Linked DNA regions of Homo sapiens: region 2 is linked to region 1. Evidence: chromatin contacts called from ENCODE Hi-C data. All regions are on one chromosome and are shown on one strand. Each heading gives the region's core, a stretch centred on a gene start or an enhancer-like site at or near the end of the contact. The rest is flanking DNA. Distances are from core to core; before and after follow the strand shown.

The links. A loop is a pair of places that touch in the nucleus more often than their neighbours do. Pooled maps may share reads with other maps.
Region 2: a pooled map shows a loop between it and region 1 (12-fold over the local background). The contact joins the promoter of RFXAP here to the promoter of RFC3 in region 1. A Hi-C loop is called at or near these places in 5 of 50 pooled maps.

Annotation. Positions count from the first base shown.
Region 1 is chr13:33,816,526-33,819,757 of GRCh38, forward strand. RFC3 (replication factor C subunit 3) reads left to right here and starts at 1,624. Exons shown (of 9, transcript NM_002915.4): 1 at 1,624-1,740. The coding sequence starts at 1,654.
Region 2 is chr13:36,817,472-36,820,703 of GRCh38, forward strand. It overlaps RFXAP (regulatory factor X associated protein), which reads left to right and starts at 1,751. Exons shown (of 3, transcript NM_000538.4): 1 at 1,751-2,486. The coding sequence starts at 1,887. LOC124903158 (a long non-coding RNA gene) reads right to left here and starts at 1,600. Exons shown (of 2, transcript XR_007063760.1): 1 at 696-1,600. RefSeq lists a silencer at 1,669-2,038 and enhancers at 2,269-2,318, 2,329-2,558.

The sequences.
Region 1 (3,232 bases), core at 374-2,873:
GAGAAAAAAAATCATTTGTAATAAATTTTGCCATAGACATATGAAAAAGCTTCTGAAATTCAAATTTAACTGGACTTCCTGGGTCACCACACTATTTCTCCTTCCTCAGAACCCCCAACAATATTGAAGCACATGTCTTCATGTGCTTCAATGGTAGAGACATGTCTTCACGGTAGAGACCATCAACCACTGCTCCTTATTGAAGTTGTCTGTCATGCCTGTGGTCACTCTTGCCAAATTATTGATCATTCTAGCACTTGGTTCTTCTCTTTATTCCTCTCAGTACTTATTTCCATTATCATTCATTATGATTATGATATACACATAGACCACAATTCAGTATCCCTGCTTCTGATTTCCTTTACCTTCTCATTTCAAACACTTCCTCCATTTCAATTCCAAAGGAGAGAAGCATAAAGAAGATGAAGCTTTTTTGCAATATTAAATAGGGTGGTCAGGGAAGCCTCAGTGAGGAGATAATACTTGAGCCAACATCCTGAAGGAAATGAGGGACCCAACTCTGCTGACTGGAGAAACATAGTCCAGGAAGAGGAAACAGTAATTGCAAAGGCCCTGAGGCAGAAGCCTTCCAGGCTTATTATAGAAAGTTTCTCGAGAACAGGGATTAAATCTTATACTTGGTGGTGTGGATAATACCTTACCTGCAGGAGTAATTCATGTAATATGACGATTCATAGAAGAACATGATAAATTATTGATTAATAAATGAGTAAGAGGCACCTTGGTGAAAGGTTATTAAGTATATTTGGAAATCATTTCCTGCCTGTAAGACCTTGCAATCAAATGGCAGGACTTAGGGTTCTTAATAATACATAAAATAAAAGCATAAATTAAATAAGGAATTAATATTATGTACAATGAGTAAAGTGCATTTTGAGAGGCACTATTTGAAGAGAACTTCAAAAGTTGCATATCAACTTCATATGCAGAATATTTTTCTGAGGGGTTCAGATGCTTCTACACATTTTAATTGGAGGGCTTTCAAATATTCTAGACTTAGAATGCATATTAACCTCGTGTCTTCTCCCCTACAGACCACATTTGGGTAGTTTTTCCATGCTCTTGATTCTTTTGTTTCTAATCCAATAAGAATATTGAGGAATAGAGGTAACAAAGGATAGTGAAGATCAGACATTTTCAAGCGATTCATCCAATGAAGCTTTACTGGGTACCTGCCAAGTGAGTGAAACCCTGAGATGTATATATTCTAGTGCCGAGGACAGAGTTCCACACCTAGCAGATATTTAGTAAATTTTTGTTGAATGAATTAAGTGAATGAAAGAATGAATAAATGAAAGGAACGGTCTTCTCTGAGGTATCTGGATGTGACGCCAAAAGGGTCAGAACCACATTTTCAATTCCGCTTGATAATTTCTAGAATATAATAGACGGTGCGAACAAAGAGAAAATAAATAAAGCAGTGAACTTCAGAACTAGAGGGCATCGACGCGGCAGCTGATTTTGTCTGCACACGGCCCCCGTAGCCTTTCCGTCCAAAATCATTTACGCGGCCGCGACCGGTAGTGACGTCACGAGATTTGGAGCTCGCGGGAAAACTTGTCTCTGCGTTGTGGGGAGGACGCGCGCTCGCGCGGGATTTTCAAGCGTAGGCCCCCGGGAACTCGAGCTGCCATGAGCCTCTGGGTGGACAAGTATCGGCCCTGCTCCTTGGGACGGCTGGACTATCACAAGGAGCAGGCGGCCCAGCTGCGGAACCTGGTGAGTCTGCGGGGGCCGGGAGCGTGGGAGAGGGGAGGCCCCCCGGCTCGGGGTTTCGCGCCCCCCTGAGGAGCAGTGCTTCTCCCGCCCGCATTGGAAGGTGATAAGTGCTATGGAGAAAAATAACACAGGGAAGGGGGAAGAGGTGTGGGAGGCTGGCTTGTATTTTTAAACAAGAAAAGCTCCACTGAGAAGTGGCATCTGAGCCGAGACTTGAAGGAAATTGAAAAGTCATAAATACAGAAATCCGAGCAAAGAGTGGAACAGGTAAGAGGGGACAGCAAGTGCAAAATTCCCGGGCAGGGATGTGCACGGCATGTTCTAAGAACCTCAGGAGGCCGGCGTAGCCGATAGTGGTGAACCAGCGGGAAGGGTAATCGGAGATGGGTGTATGTGTTGGGATGGAGTTGGAGTGCAGACCCAGTCAGTCTCAGAATAAGACGAGAAGCCGTTGGAGCATTTTGAGCGGAGATGACACCATGTGATTTACTTTCTAGCTGGCTTAAGATTTCTCGATGTCATTGTCATTTACAAGTAAAGTGTTGTAAATATGTATTTACTCCAAAGATCGTTTCTAATTCTCAAATAAATTGTATTAGGACGTTCCTGAGATTAGTTTTTTTTTTTTTTTTTTTTTTTTTTGAGACGGAGTTTAGCTGTTGTCGCCCAGGCTGGAATGCAATGGCGCGGTCTCGGCTCACTGCAACCTCCGCCTCACGGGTTCAAGCGATTCTCCTGCCTCAGCCTCCCGAGTAGCTGGGATTACAGGCGCCCGCCACCACGCACAGCTAATTTTTGTATTTTTCAGTAGAGACGGGGTTTCACCACGTTGGCCAGGCTGGTCTCGAACTCCTGACCTCAGGTGATCCGCCTGCCTCGGCCTCCCAAAGTGCTGGGATTACAGGCGTGGGCCACCGTGCGTGGCTGAGATTAGAGCTTTGTGAAAGATCCTCTCCCCTCTATCCTGATGCCTCTTTGTCTGTTGTAGTTGATAAAAGTGCCCAATGGCAATATTTTGTGAGAACGAACTGAATCTTCCAGGGAGTAGAGAGTAAAGAAGGATCTTTAGGAGAATAAAGTGTCTGTGGAAGACATTTATCCACTCCTTTTAAGGAACTCAAATTAATATATGATGCTGATGGAAACGTTTTTGCCCAATACCCTGGTTTTCCCTTCCGACCTTTCTTAGATTTACAGATACTATTTAATTAAGTGCGTCTTAAAAATAAGAAATAATAAGAAAAGATTGTACACGTAAAAATCATTAGACTAGTTGATAGTGTTGTGACATTGAAGGTTTTTTTTTGGTCTCTTTATTGATACTGCATGTATACTAATTTAAAATAAATTGATTACTGCAGTATCCATCATTTATAGACAAATTACATTTTCCGTCAATAGCTTTGTCTTCAGTTTTCCTAGTGATAGAATACATTTTATTTTCTGTGGCCACATTTTGTTGTACAGAATTTGGAATGTATATTTTGGACAT
Region 2 (3,232 bases), core at 501-3,000, 3.0 Mb after region 1:
TCTTTTTTGATGGAGTCTCACTCTGTTGCCCAGGCTGGAGTGCAGTGGCACAGTCTTGGCTTACTGCAATCTCTTCCTCCTGGGTTCGAGCGATTCTCATGCCTCAGCCTCCTGAGTAGCTGGGATTATAGGTGTGGACCACCACACCTGGCTGATTTTTGTATTTTTAGTAGAGACGGGGTTTCATCATGTTGGTCAGGCTGGTCTCGAACTCGTGACCTCGTGATCCACCTGCCTGAGCCTCCCAAAGCGCTGGGATTACAGGTGGGAGCCACTGAGCCTGGCCTTAAATTTAATCTTCATTAACATTTTCACTGTCACTTTCTTAAGTGCAGAGACAATCAGCAATAAGTGTAAACCTGCTTCGTAGCATTTGATCATTTCCCTGGTGTAAATACTCCAAAAGTGGCTGATTTCAAGCAATCAACATGACATACTGAAGGCAGAGTTGGGAAAATGTGCAGTAACACACCACTAAATAATATTTCCGCATACAGATACAATAGACATAAATAACCTTAAAAGCACAGATAATGATAAAACATAATAAAATAATTAGAAAATGAAGAGTTTTGAGATTTGTACCCTTTGTTTTTAATATAATCTTATTGTAAGTTTATGTAGTAAGACTTTTAATAATAGCAGTGTTTAATTTTTCTGCTAATTATATTCCTGAAATTTTAGCAACCAGTTACCATCAGTTGGCGCTAGCACACCACCGACTGCAGGCTTTACTGATGAGGAAACTGAGGCTCGGAGAGGCTGTCACGAACTTGCTGTAGTCACACAGGAAGTACTACCTAGGTTGCTCTAATTCCAAACCTTCTCCCTTCCATATGCCTCTCTTTAAAACATAACTGATCTACCTATATGTCAGCACCCAAACATCTTAGTGTGAATGGATTTATAGTTTGTTGAATAAAGTCATTGCTTTCCGGTAGGTGGGATGGGAAATCTGACTAGGCGAAAGAATAGGATGAAGGGAAAAAGAACATCTACTTAACAGTTCAGGATACGGCAGGATATTTTCTCTCCTGGGATTTGGGCAAGCCAAGATTTAACAACCAGCAATTGCCCAGCAACTGATAGAACTGGTAGAACATTCATTGTTTTTTTAAACGTTTGCCATTCAGTATTCCTTTTCACACATTTTCACTGTGTTAAACGAAAACGTTAAGACTTATCTCAGCAGCCACAGCAAAGAGCAAGTACTAACAATCAAGTGAGTTTCCAGGAGAAAAAAAACAAAGTTATCCCTCAATGCAAATACAACTCGGCCAAAGGTGTGGCCCATCCCTCTCCGCTCCACTATTTTCAAATAAGCCACCTCTGCCTTCATGGACTGCGAGCTAGTGACTCTAGGCTGTGACACCACTGCATCCCAGCTTCAAATCTCCCCTTGCAGGCAGTTTGTGGGGGAAATAATAAAATTAGCATCCTAACACTACAAGTCGTGAGACCGCTCAGGAACAATCCTAATTTGCATACTGGAACTCCTGTAGAAGATACTTTGAACCGCTTTAGATACAATAGGATCAGGTAAAACGGCGCTGCCTTGCCAGCCACTGCAGGTTTTCACCTGACACAGCCCCCAGACCCTGTCTACGAATCCCCCAGCTGGCCGAAGGGGCCGCGGCCGCACATGCGCAGTCAGTCCCGTTGGTTGTGCGCTCAGCCCCGCCCCCAGAGGCGCCGCGCTCCCTGACAGCCCGCGGGCGTACACACGCTGACGCGCAGGCTGCGGTCGCGCAGGCGCAGTCGGGGCGCCTTCCCGGTATAGGCGCCTTTTACCCCAGCGTGTCCTGAGTCTTTGGTTCGCGAAGTGCCGTTAGGCCAAGCAGGTGCTAAAAGCCCGGGGTCGTGGACCCCGGCCAGGTCTTAGCAGCATGGAGGCGCAGGGTGTAGCGGAGGGCGCGGGGCCGGGCGCCGCCAGCGGCGTGCCCCACCCCGCGGCCCTAGCCCCGGCTGCGGCTCCCACCTTGGCGCCAGCCTCGGTGGCGGCCGCGGCCTCTCAATTCACCCTGCTAGTGATGCAACCCTGTGCTGGGCAGGACGAGGCTGCGGCCCCCGGGGGCAGCGTTGGGGCGGGCAAGCCCGTTAGGTACCTGTGCGAAGGGGCCGGGGATGGCGAAGAGGAGGCTGGGGAGGACGAGGCGGACCTGTTAGACACTTCGGACCCTCCGGGGGGAGGCGAGAGCGCGGCTAGTTTGGAGGATCTAGAGGACGAGGAGACTCACTCGGGGGGCGAGGGCAGCAGCGGGGGCGCCCGGAGGCGGGGCAGCGGTGGGGGCAGCATGAGCAAGACCTGCACCTACGAAGGCTGCAGCGAGACCACGAGCCAGGTGGCCAAGCAGCGCAAACCGTGGATGTGCAAGAAACACCGCAACAAGATGTACAAGGACAAGTATAAAAAGAAGAAGAGCGACCAGGCCCTGAACTGCGGTGGGACTGCCTCGACTGGCAGCGCGGGAAACGTCAAACTCGAGGTATCAGACTTAGCTGAGGCCTGGGGATGGGAGGTGGAAGAAGAAACCCGATCTTAACGCAAACCGCATCTGCAGGGCCTGCCTCCCCACTTCCAAATGGGCCGGTTTGCAGTGACTGGGTTAGTGGTTGAGAATTAGAGTGTTTGCCCTAAATTAAAGTTTATACCAACATGTGCAAAGCAATAACAGTTCTGTTGAACTCATGATAGGTGCAGAAATTTCAGTAAAAATAATGTGACATCGGCAGAGCTGTCATAGATCTGGGATATGGCTGGAAGGACATAGAGTAAATGATCGGTCTGGTTCATCGCTAAAGGAGACTTAGGAACCTAGATGAAGTTGGTACTTCTGAGAAAGTCATCTCTTTCTGTTTTCACTACTCTATTCTCAGTATCCAGTTCTCAGTACCCAGTTCTCAGTACCTCTATTTGTAATACTCCTGTATTTAGTACTTTGTTTTTAGTGTCCTGTTCTGTTAACCCTCTTCCTAGTACCGTATTTTTAGTACTGCTATACTCAGTTGCCTGTCTGTAGTACCCCTGTACGTAGTACTCTTTTCTTACAACTCTGTTCCCAGTACCCCTATGTTTAGTCCCTTGTTCTCATGTTCTCACTACCCCAATACTTAATATACTTTGTTCTCAGTATCCTTGTTGTTAGTACCCTGTTCTCACTACCCCTTTTCTTAGTACCCCTGAGGGGGGAAAAAAAGGATGATAATGGGGTATAAGTCTCAAAAAACTTTT